3 separate regions of the Homo sapiens genome follow, and all the other regions are linked to region 1. Evidence: chromatin contacts called from ENCODE Hi-C or POLR2A ChIA-PET data. All regions are on one chromosome and are shown on one strand. The core of a region is the stretch at or near the end of the contact, and the rest is flanking DNA. Distances in the headings are between cores, read along the strand shown.

What was found. Hi-C counts contacts between places; a loop is a spot of excess contacts on that map. ChIA-PET counts read pairs that join two places held with the same protein, here RNA polymerase II (POLR2A). Pooled maps may share reads with other maps.
Region 2: a pooled map shows a loop between it and region 1 (4-fold over the local background). The contact joins the promoter of DCP2 here to the enhancer-like site in region 1. A Hi-C loop is called at or near these places in 2 of 37 single-sample maps with no recorded cell type and 5 of 50 pooled maps. POLR2A ChIA-PET finds 5 or more read pairs at or near these places in 1 of 52 experiments (activated naive CD4-positive, alpha-beta T cell).
Region 3: a loop to region 1 is called in a pooled map, with 4 times the contacts of the local background. The contact joins the promoter of REEP5 here to the enhancer-like site in region 1. A Hi-C loop is called at or near these places in 2 of 37 single-sample maps with no recorded cell type and 2 of 50 pooled maps.

What each region holds. Positions count from the first base shown.
Region 1 is chr5:111,253,140-111,257,158 of GRCh38, forward strand. The region is part of intron 1 of CAMK4 (calcium/calmodulin dependent protein kinase IV); the gene reads left to right. Among named protein-coding and RNA genes, the nearest start is that of CAMK4, 31 kb to the left of the region's middle. RefSeq lists enhancers at 32-121, 172-221, 1,260-1,349, 1,570-1,839, 2,000-2,049 and 1 more. Within about 2 kb of position 1,717, at least 3 of the 41 ENCODE cell types and tissues checked have a DNase peak (open chromatin) inside an H3K27ac peak, as active enhancers do.
Region 2 is chr5:112,974,839-112,978,857 of GRCh38, forward strand. It overlaps DCP2 (decapping mRNA 2), which reads left to right and starts at 1,960. Exons shown (of 11, transcript NM_152624.6): 1 at 1,960-2,148. The coding sequence starts at 2,096. RefSeq lists enhancers at 1,451-1,500, 1,531-1,610, 1,626-2,385, 1,921-1,970, 2,041-2,130 and 2 more.
Region 3 is chr5:112,919,979-112,923,997 of GRCh38, forward strand. REEP5 (receptor accessory protein 5) reads right to left here and starts at 2,249. Exons shown (of 5, transcript NM_005669.5): 1 at 2,095-2,249; 2 at 1,185-1,278. The coding sequence starts at 2,212. LOC105379123 (a long non-coding RNA gene) reads left to right here and starts at 2,409. Exons shown (of 3, transcript XR_948675.3): 1 at 2,409-3,678. RefSeq lists silencers at 1,440-1,889, 2,250-2,519 and an enhancer at 3,652-3,771.

The DNA of each region.
Region 1 (4,019 bases), core at 467-2,966:
TCATTGGTAATGGCTTAGTTTTTGATGTGGAGGTGGGTTAATTTGACAAATGTCTGCATGGATGGTAATTTAGTGCACCTTTCCTGTCCCATCATTTTTGCCTTTCATCTTCCTCTAAAAGGACCTTCGGGTTCTGGCAGCTGCCCATGGAGAAGACTCAGAGCTGTGTGCTGATGGTGCTTTTCTAGGCAGACCTCTCAAGCCAGCAGCAGGTGCCGGCTGCCCTGCTTGCCCCGGAACCTGGGAGGAGAGACATTTCCAGTTCCGGACAGGGTTGGGCTGTTCTGCTGCAACAGATGGTCAGCATTTGGTTTTCTCAGTCATGTCACCTGGGGAACTCCAATACTGTTTTATGTTCTGTTTCTTACTTTTCATTTAAAAAGAAGCAGAAAGAGAAGCACCATGCCATATCAAAATAGCTGACAGCTTCCATGTTGAGAAAAATGAAAGACAATTTTTTGAAGAGAACAGAAATGAACAAATGTACATGGTGCATTTGCTAAAATGCTTAGCTACAATTTTATGATGTTGACTTTATTCCATTTTGTGAAAAACAGAAAAGATTAGCTACTGAGAGGTTATTGAGTATATTATATACAGGCTTTTCTTTCATTTTTCAATAGTAAGTGAGACAAAAATTTCCATTTTAATTTTCTAATTTGATATTCATATATGCACATGGATATTTCTTCATCTGAGATAAGACTGTCATTATCAGCTTCATTTGGTTACATAATGACAAGTCAACTCACTATTTAAACCATTCCCAAATAAATTTCAATTATTTAAATTATAAATTATCTGTAATGTTATATATAAGCATTTTCTTTTCACCTGGAAAAAGCATTTCAGAAATCTTTTTGTGTGCAGAAATAAAACTCTGGTAAAACTACCATAGTTTAAGATCTGAATATTGAATCTGGTTTATGAAAAATAGAAGCTCAGAATAAATTATCATTGTCTTGATTATTCCCGCACATGGATGTGGAAGTGACTCAAATTTTACTCTTAAAAGGTCTGTTTTGGAACTTGAGGGCAAGGGCCTTTGTTCTGCCTTCTAGGGTATAACCAGCTCTGCTCCTGCTTCATTAATGTCTATAAGTTTGTTACAAAGACAGAAACTGACAGGAAATGAATTTAGGGTAGGGGGCACTGACACCCAAAGGGAAGTCACTGTGGACAAGACCCTCTGGGAGGCTGGCAGAGATTGCTGCCACGTGGCCATGGCAGTGTGCGCTGTGAGATGATCCCAGATGTCTGCACAGAATCCCTTCCTGGAGGTGGAGAGGGTTGACACCCTTGTAAAACACAGGGAACAGACCTGCTAACCTCATTTAATGCCTTCACACTCTGTAATGCCAGAAACTAATATTAATATCAAAATACAAGTTTTAAAGTGTGTCAGAGATGATGTTCATGCAGAATGTGAAGAAATTAACATATTGAGAAGGAAACTGAAGAACCAAGGGGTCAGTTTCTCTCAGCATTCACAGAAATCTTCCTGCACATCCCATCTACTCCTGAGTATGTACATTTCCACCTGATTGCCAGCTCCCCCAGGCGAAGGAGTTGTTTCTGCTAATCCCCCATCAATGCATCATGCACACCGCTCTACATCATTAGGCACCTGCCTTTCTGTGAGTGATGGTGATAAAAATGAAACTAGCCAAGTATGTGTGGATCATTGGGTAAAAAGGGTACTGCAGTCAGGTTCTCGGGATTTCCCTGGGGACTTTTGTGGTTTGGAGGAGCTGTTTCTGTAGTCTGTGCAAATACTGTGATGAGGCCCACATCAGATGCTGGGGGGAAATGTGAAGCACCTCATGGCAGTAGCATCACAGTGAGCTCATTGATGAAAAAAGAACCCAACAAAATCCCAGTACTCCTAAAGCTATACTTTGTCCAACTTTTACTTAGTACTTAAAAAAAAAAAAGAATGGTTTTATGTGGTGTTTAAACTGGGCTGTGTATCAAAATTCCCTGGTGTAATTGAAGTACATTTCTGATGGACATTGTTTGAAGGTCTAATTTTGTAGTTGCATGTTGTCTGAACTACTGTTGATGGCCATGAAGCCCTGGTTCCTGAGCCTTATAAATAACTTTGGTCTGCCCATCCTGTGCCATCATCACTTCCATTGGATCTGCTCACTTTGGTGAGCTATGAATGGAAAAACTCTTCCCAAGTATCAAGCAATTATATTTCTCCTTACAAACAGAAAGTGTTTTCAGTGATCTTTATGATAATCTGAGTGGGTTTTCTTGGATTCATGCCCAGCAAGTTTATTTTTGTGTGTAGTAGGCTGATTTTCTGATTTTTCTGTACATTTCTTTGTAGAGTTTACCGAACTGTTTATCTTTGCTGACAACTTCAGCTAGGTCAGAGTTTGTGTAAATTCAGTGAAGCTTTAAAAAAGCCATGATCTAAAGTTCCCTAAGATCTTTATTGCTGACTTTTAGAGTCATGATTTTGTCACAACCTTAGCTGAGCCTGTCTCGGGAATGGAAACAGCAGCTGAATTGTGTGTTTGCATACCCGAAGCCCCAGACCATTCTTGCAAAGCCTCCATTATTTGTCTTTGTAGTCTCAGAAGCTTTGCATTTATGGATTCATTGTATCATCATTTTATGGCTATTTGGAGTCTCTGATGATGTTCTAATTAAATGCCCATTTCCTGCTCACCACTGTTTTATACCGCTTAAAATGCCAACTTCTCCCAGTGTATTTTTGGATATGTGAGTAATGGGTTGAATCAATAGTGTTATTGGAAATTAACTGTTTTTAAGGCTAATGATGTAAAGATTAAAAACATTTCCCCAAGGTCAGTTTCCTTATATTTAGAATGCATACACACACACATATATATAGCTGTATGTATTTTGATATAGACTAATCGATCACAGAATTCAACTGGATATCTCACAAAAATGATCCTGTCTTACATCCATACCATGGCTGCTACTCAGTAATAAAAAGCAAAAAATGATTGGTACATGAAATAACTTGGATGGACTCAAGGGCCATATGTTAGTGAAAAAAGCCAATCTCAAAAGGTGTGATTCTGCTTATATAACACTTTCAAAATGACCAAATTATAGAGGTAGAGAACAAATTAGTCGTTGCCAGGGATTAGGTATGGTGGTGCTATGGTGGGGTGGAATTGGGTGTGATCACAAAGAGGAACATGAGTGATACTATTGTGGGGATGTAATAGTTTTGTATCTTGGTTGTGTTGGTGGTCAGATTAATCAACATGTGAGAAAATGGCATAGAGTTACACACACACATTGCACAAATGTCAGTTTCCTGGTTTTAATATTACTATGATTATGTAAAATATAACCTTTGGGGGAACTGAGTGAAGGGCATGTAGGACTTCTTTATACTAGTTTTGAGACTTCTTGTGAATCTAGAATTATTTCAAAATATTTTATTTGAAATGGGCCAATAGTTTTAGAGAGCCCTAATAAAAATGAGCCTTTTCTTACCAATCAATATCGGTAATAAATGCAGTAATTGACTCTCAGAGCTAGAAAAGACATATAGTATTCACACATAAGTACCAGAATAATGTGGCAGCCCAAGTCTTTTTTTAAAGCTGTTTATAGCTTCTAATCTTGGCAGCAGCTTATTATTTTTGAAAATGTATTAACTACCATGGGCACACTTGTAAAGTGATATTCATTGCTCACAACAGTATCTTTGGTCTTCTGTATTTTGAAAGTTTACCACTTTGGACAGTAAGAGTCATGCCAGCAACATTCCAGCAGTCCTTCAGACAAATCCGTTAAAAAAATAGACATGGCTTTTAAGCAGAAAATTGAAACTGGATCTTTTCTTTACACCTTATACAAAAATTAACTCAAGATGGATTAAAGACTTAAATGTAAAACCCAAAACTGTAAAAACCCTAGAAGAAAATCTAGGTGATACTATTCAGGACATAGGCATGGGCAAAGATTTCATGACAAAAACATCAAAAGCAGTTGCAACAAAAGCAAAGATTGACAAATGGGATCTA
Region 2 (4,019 bases), core at 710-3,209, 1.7 Mb after region 1:
CAACCAATGAAGGAAGTTGGTATATAAATCCCCATCTCCCTCACCCCTTGAGTGGGATAACTCTGAGGTATATGTTTTATACTGGCCACCAGAGTTCTCCAGTGACAGTAAGCTCCAGTTAACCACAGTGCTAATTTCCTTGATAATAAACCTTTTGGCTTTCCTCCCCTCCTTGACTCACTTTCCTGCTCTCCTACCAATGTTTCCCAAGATCACCTCCCTCACAGGCTATCTGCACTCAAAATCTTGTCTCAGTGCCTGCTTCTTAGGAAATCTAAAATAAGACTTGGACTGTGCTGGGAGTACTGAATAAAGCAAATGGAATACTGCAGCCTGTGCTTCTGTACTGGACTCCCAGAATACATGAAGCTGTGCCTGGAAGCATTTTCTCTTTAGGGAATTTCATCAGCAGAAAGAATTACGTACAGATACTGATACCATGTGTTTCCAACCAACAGCTCAGCCAGATCATCCTACAGTGAAGCTCTCAGGAAACAAGTACCATCTACAAGGTGAGAGCTTCCAATTAGCTTTCAAGGCACTTGACTCCAGGTTAAGGCCTTACTCTTAAGTGTGAGTGAATAGTCAAGGACTACAGAGGCTTCTAATAGGATAGATGAGATCAAGATAATAGCAAAAAGCAGCTGAGAGGAATAAGACTACTCAGGGAGAAGAAAACGTCAAAATCTATTATTAATATCCTCAGAAGGATAAAATAAAATATACAAAGCAAGAATGTGACACCACAAGAAAGGGGCATTTGAAGAACAAAACAGAACTCTAAATAAGTAAAAACTCTGTAGTTGTCAGGAAGATAAATTTGAGGAATTCTCCAAGAAAGAGGGGAAAAAAAAGATGGAAAACGGGAGCAAAATAGATGGTGACGGGCCTCTTATGCCAAAGGAACTTGGGCTTGATCATACAGCAGAAACTGAAAAGATAACTTGTTCCTATCTGAGTAAAACAAAACAAAATGTAGGCAGTTGCACAGGCCAAGAATGGAGGCAGAGTCAGTGGTTAGGCAGCTCTCACTGTAGTATGGAGAAATGATGCAAAACTGAAGTACACAGTGGCATGTGACAAATTTAGACAAAAGATGGGAGATTAAATGGTAGAACAGACTAAACTTGTGACGGAGCAGGTGTGTGTGGGCCTGTGGGTCTGATGTAAGAGGAAAAAGAACAGATGGATCTAGTTTCTCCAAAGATCCCAAATGGATTGGTCTCCATTAAGCAAGACGAGGAATGAATAAGGACGAGCAGGTGGGGATTGCTTTGTGCAGAGGGTGGAATACAGATCAGAGTTCAGCTTAAATCAGTATTTTCTAAGATTTTGCTAGGTGCCAGATACTGAGATAAAGTCCTTGTCTTCATGTTTGGAACCAGGTGCCTAAGGAAGCACAGAGGAGAGCCACCTCCAAAATGGATACCCTCTCCAAGGGTTTGTAGTGAAAGAGGCACAGCTCTTGGCCTGGAGTTGGTGGGGGCTGCGATAAGTGCAAGATACTTGGTGACAGGAATCGCGAGCATACTCTTGTGTTGTACGGATTCTCAGGGTCGGCCCTGCAGAGGAAAGAGCTCAGTCACCGCGAGGTCCTGCACAACATGCCAAAGTCCCGGATATGTGTCCGGGGTCTACACCTAAGCCCCGACCCCTCTGAACTTCCCAGAAGCGCGCAGGAGGCATGGTGCGCATGCGTGTAGCCACCTCAAAGGCGGCGGGAAGTTGGTTTTCTGAGTAGCAACTGAGCAGCTTGAAGACGGATTGGAAGTAGCAGACCAATAAACAAACGTCTCATTGGCTTAGAGTGCTTAGAGTCCCAATTCTTCAGCTTCCCATTGGGCCTTTCAAGCGAGCAGGGGCGTGACTCCGGGGGCTCCGCCCCGAGCCTTGGCCCAGTCTTGGGGTCCAAGGCTGAGGGAGCGGGACGGAAGTGAGCGGGTCCCGCCCCTTCCCCTTCTCGTCTCCGTTGGAGTCGTCTCTGCCGCGGCTTCCTCGGCTGCCAGCTCTCCGGCGAGCCGGAGTCCTAGTGCCGTACCGTCAGTCCCCGGCCGCGCGGAGCCGGGATGCACTGTTCCTGCTGTGGGTCCTCATCATGGAGACCAAACGGGTGGAGATTCCCGGCAGCGTCCTGGACGATCTCTGCAGGTACCGCGCTACCCGACCCCCTTTCGCCCCCGTCGGGTTTTCTCAGTTTCGCGGACCCCCAGAGGCCTCTGGGTCTTCTTCCCCGCCCACGTCCATGTCCTCGCTTTCCGCTCCCGCCGCTGCTCGCTTTCCATCGTCGACCCTGCTCTCCGACGACACCGCCCCTCTTTCCGCCGCAGCCTCCCTGTTTCTCAAGGCCCTCCGTCCTTCCCCGCAGAACACCCGGAATTTCCTCATTTTTTAAGTTACTCAACTATTTTGCTTTCCCGCAGGCGTAGCCGCTTCGCCGGAGCCTGGGTCTTAGCGTTTTGCCGCCGCCGCCGCCTCCCTCTCCCATTGTTTTTTCTGCCTCTGTGACTTTTCCACGCCGTGCACCCCCTCCTCCCTGTGTCTCATTCCCCGATTCTGAAGGAAGACCCCCAGGGTAGTAATTTAAGGCTTAGGATCCCAGGTACGCGGACCTGCGCAAGGAGCAAATTTTCGGACTTATTCTGACGCCTGCGTGTTATTTGTCCGTGGCGTTCTCTGTAAATTCCTGTAAGGAATTACTTTTTTTTTCTCATCCCTGGACTTGTCTTTGGGGGAGAGAGGGAAAAAGTGTAGCGCTGCTTTTCTTTTTATCCTTAATAATCCTATTTTAAAGGAAATTCTCAACCGCGGGGTTTTAACTCAGGGTGTATACTTCAGATGAGAAATTTTCTGCATTCTTCCCCCTTGTCAACTCTGATTTCAGATAGCCAAACACGTGTAGGATACTTAAAAATGCTTATTTTCCGAAGGTAAAATTTGGAGTGCAGTGATACCCGGAGTTGTCGCCAAGTGTGTGTGGATTGTGATTACAAGTGATAACACCTTTTCGTTCACAGTTACTGTGTTTATGTTTTAAAAGGCAGGCTTTTAGTAGTTGTATCTCCTTCATGCAGTTTTTTTTAATGGAAAGTAAAGAACTGGTGTTTGTGGAGTTTTTTGGGGTTTTTTTTGTTTGTTTGTTTTTTTGTTTTTATTTTTTGAGACGGAGCCTCTTTCTTTTGCCCAGGCTGGTGTGCAGTGGTGCGGTCTTGGCTCACTGCAACCTCTGCCTTCCGGATTCAAACGAGTCTCTGCCTCAGCCTCCCTAGCAGCTGGGATTACAGGCACCCGCCACCACACCCGGCTAATTTTTGTATTTTTAGTAGAGACGGGATTTCACCATCTTGGCCGTGCTGGTCTCGAACTTCTGACCTCGTGATCCACCCGCCTCGGCCTCCCAAAGTGCTGGGATTACAGGCGTGAGCCATCGCGCCCGGCCTGGAGTTTCTACTGTGCACCAGGCACTACCTTTACATGTATTGTTTTATTTAATCCTCAGTCAGCCGTGTTTGGTAGGTGCAGTTAGTATATTTCCATTTTCATCTGCGCAAACAGATTCAGGAACTTTGTAATTTACATAAGGTCACATTCATCCTAATTCACAAAATCAAGATTTCACACCTATTCCTTTTTCTTTCCAGTGCCTGTGCTTTTTCTCTCATACCAAGGAGAAGTAATAAGCCTAACGTTTTAAACCTCACAAAAGTACATACAGAAAAGTAAATAGCCTAATTTTGCAACTAATACAAATGGCGCTGTACTTCTTTGGTGATGGTAGATTTATAATTTTTGAAGTATGGTAGATTCAAATGAACCACTGAAAAGGCATTTAGTTTCTTGTCCCAAATAAAAAAAAAAAAAGGAAAAAGAAACTGAATTTGATATGTGTATGTGGGTTAATGACTAGACGCACATCAACCAATAGTGGGATTATGAGATTGTGATCTTTATTTTTTGTTTCCAATATTTTTTATGCATTTTATAGTTAGAAAAAAATTGAAGATAAGTATTTAGAAAGGTGA
Region 3 (4,019 bases), core at 999-3,498, 1.7 Mb after region 1:
AATGTAACACCGACCGCCTGAATATTTGCTCACGGGGGTCTGTATGCTTTATTCTGTGCACACAATCCCGTTTTTCCTTGAGTCTCCTCCATAAAGCAGAGCCCGGGGTAGGCCTCAGGGCTATATGTAGCTAGACTTTCTGGAGTATGACTAAGTGTCTGTACCGGACTAACACAGTAACAACTACTAGGTAACTGCAATTTAATTGCTCAAATCAGAACTAACTTCTAAAACATGTTTCTTCCCTTATAGTCATAGACTAAATTCTAGCCTAACTAGTGACAGATACAAGCTGTAATAATGTGTTATCTGTGTCTTAGCCTCCTAGGTGAAAATTTTTTCTTCCTTTATTTTTATCCCTATGGTTGAAGAAAGTAGCAGAGACCAACTGAATGAAGGTAAAAACCACTGGCTTTCTTAGGAAGAACTGTAGAGCAAAACAAAATTCATTTCTGGAGAGGAATAATTCCTACTTGAACGAATGGAAAAATAAAATCGTAGAATTAAAAAAAATAAACACATTGTAGAATAAAAACAACTTTGGTAATAAATTCAGATCCTAATCGTAAAAATTCATTTTTTAAGTAGCTCAATTATATAAATGACTCACTTATATAACCAAGGAGCTATATCATGGAGCATTTTTAAAGGTTTTTGTTTTTACACTAGGGTAAGCATTTCCCAAGTTTGTCTGTAACATGTGGCTTTTTCAAAATAAAAGAAAATGAGAAAATTCTCCCTACTGTCTCAATTAACGTAATTATGAATTAAGGAAGACCTAATTGATAGGGTTTTACTCTCTAGGTGCATAAATATATGGTGAAATACTCATTAAAATAATTACTAGACAGAAGTGCTCAGCTCCCTGTACCTTCTGAGATCCTCCCACCAGTAAAGGGAGGACGACAGAGTGGTAGCGCTTTCCTGTTAGTGTGCCAAAGAGAGGGGACACTGGTCACCAGGATAATCTAATGAAAATACCTCTGGGCTAATCGTCAAGAGATAGGGATTAAGTTAAGGTTCCAAAATGGTGAATACTATCCCCACCCCTTATGTCCAACCTCATCCCTCCCCGCCGAGCTTTCACTTTTCTCCCGGGAATTGCGGATGTGCAGTCTACTGCAGCAGCCCTGCGGGGAGGAATGGAGGAAGGGAAGGGGACGGCTGCAGGGTGTGTCACTTACGAGATGTAGGCTGGGTAGCCAAATCCTATCAGGTTGCAGAGGAGAGAGGCTCCATAACCGAACACCAGGTACAAGGCCACCAGTCCGATGACACCTGGGGACCACAAGGAGAGAAGTGGGTCGGGCAGCATGAGAGCCGTTCACGCGGGACAGCCGCCGCCCACACCGCGAGGCTGGGCCTGTTGTAGGAGTTTTCCTCTCGACTCGATTAAAGGAGCGAGAAAAACAAACCACACGAAAGCTGGGCCTGCGCGTCCGCTGGGCTATGCCTTGAAGTCTGGGGATACCAGGCAGCCCCACCATTGTGCCTCTCCTACCTCCCGCAGGGGGCCCCGGCGCTTTGCGCAGCAACCCCCGGCGCCCGGGACGGTCCCAGGCACCCGCTTCCGCCCTCTCGCAGGGCCTGCTGGGCAGCGCTCCAGCCTGGGAAGCTGCGCTCAGCGGGGAGCGTCCCGAGAGGCCCGGACTCCCGCACACGCTGCAGTAGCAGCCCCCGCCCACCCGAGAGGCGCCCTCTCCGGGCGGAGCTCCACGGAGGGTCGGGTAGGACCGGGTACCTCCGTCAACGCGCCCGCCCGCAGGGGCCCCGCCGTCCGCGCCCACCGCGCAGGACAGCAGGAATAGGGCGCCGGGCCGCGGGGCAGACATACGTCAGCGCTGGCCCTTCCAGCTGCCAGCGCCCGGCGCCGCAGCTGCCCTCCAGCCCCGCGACCCTCAGCCTGGGCAGCCCCCGCGGGGTCCTCCGATGCCCACGCTTTCCGGGAGGCCAGCCTGATCCCTGAATATGCTGCTTGTCCCGTCTGTCTCCGACTCCACCTTTCCCGAGTCCTCTCCCTGCTTCCTTCCCCAGCAGCTGGGGCAGCGGCGGCTCCCGTGGCCCTACCAGCGGCGGCGACCCCCGGCCACCCACCAAGAGCGATGAAGCTCCTGTTCACGCCGGTTTTGGCCTCGAGCTTGGCCAGAAGGTCAGTCATGCAGTTCTTCTCGTGCAGGAACCGGTCGAACCTCTCCCTCATGGCCGCAGACATGGCGGGGACCGTCTCGCCGCTCGGGGCTGTTCCTAGTGCCGGATAGACTGGAGCGGCGACTGCGGCGGAGCAGCGGCAGGCGGGGACCGCGGCGCGTCTACGCGTCCTCCACTCGCCTCCGCTCGCCCCGCCCGGCCGCCGCGCGCCCCTCCTCGGCCGCCGCGCGCCCCTCCTCCCCCGCCCAGCGCCAGGGGGACAGCGCCACACCCTGGCGGGGGCGGGCCTGCAACTCCGCGGACGCTGCGAGGTGGCCTGCCTGTTGACAGTCTTAACCCATTGCGGGGTAAAAAGGATGTGGCGTGGGGGCGTGCATTTTGTGTCTCTCGTGGGTCCCCTTCTCAAATCGGACTATTGCAAAAAGCAGGCAGAAAGGAGGCAGGCGTCCTTGTTGCTCCCGCCTGCAATTCACTGCGATGAGTTTGGCACCTACATTGCTGTGCTAAACCTAAGGCATTTTTGACCTAAAAAATTGAAATGTTTGAGCATCGTGAAAGAACTCTTTGGAAGCAGTCCTGCTTTCTCCCTCTTTGCCTTAACTTGGCAGTTTTTCTCACCTACAGACAATCGTTGCCTTGTAAAGACCCTTGAAGAAATCTAACACATCCTCCCTGGGGTACACCTTTTCCAAGCAAAAACTGCATTAAATCTTTTCATGGTGGGCTTGCGTTGTCTTGGTGTCTGATACTGTGGCAAGTGTCCAAATTCTCTCTGTGGAGCCAATATACTCTGCACTTCCTACAGTCAAAATACTCTGAAGAAGACGGAGATTCTAAGGTCCAAGCCTTAGGGCAGGAGCTCATTTTTGCTTCCTTCAGAATGAGTTGGCCATGCTCTTCCTCCACCTAAACCTAGGCTCCTCTTATCTCACCCATATGACTTCCAGACACTCCTAAAATTACTCTTGTTGACTCCTATTCTGCACACTGCTGCAGAATTTTTGTCCGAAGCTCCGTATTATTATCCTAACAGACTAGAGCTCCCATTCCTTGGCAGAGCATTCAATGCCCTGCCCACAACTGGCCCCGAACATTCTGTCTTGGTCCTACACAACCCCTCTGTGCTTTCAAATCTACTTAATTACCCTACTGCCTTCCACTTCTGCAAAAAGTTATCTTGCCCACGCCTAGCTTTTTCCTTTTATGCTAATTCTCCTTCCTCCTTTCTTCCTCAGAGCTTCTTAGCTCAGCTTTCTCAGCTGTTCCTACCACCACCCAGCCAAATCAGTGAACAAGTGAAACAACCTGCTGTCTACTTCTGTCTTTTCACCTACAGTTAATTCTCAATGTGGCAGACAGTAGAATCTGTTTTAAAATGTGCGTCAAGTTGTGCTATGTTTTTGTTCTCAACCCTCCAGCAACTTCCTATCTGCCTGAAGGAGGGCATCAGGGTCACAGGTGACATGGTTCATCCCTCCCCTTTCTGATGTCTTCCCTTACTGCCTCCCTCCTTGCTGTGCCTCAGACAAGGTAAGCCCATTCCTGCCTCTGGGCGTTCGTTCACTTTTCTTCTATTTCAGTGGTTCTCAACCAGGAGCACTTCCTCTCCCCTTCTTCCTCCTGGGGGGAGGAGTAGCAATGTCTAGAGATACTTTCGTTGTGAAACAGATTGTCACACAAGGAGAGCAGGAGGTGGCAAGTGCAACTAGCATCTAGTGGTTAGAGACTAGGGGTGCTGCTAAACATCCTGTAACACACAGGACAGCCCCCACAACAAAGAATTATCCAGCCCCAAATGTCAATAATGTGACAGTCCAGAAACCCTCCTCTATCTGAAAGTATCTTTCCCCAGTTAACCATTTAACTGTCCC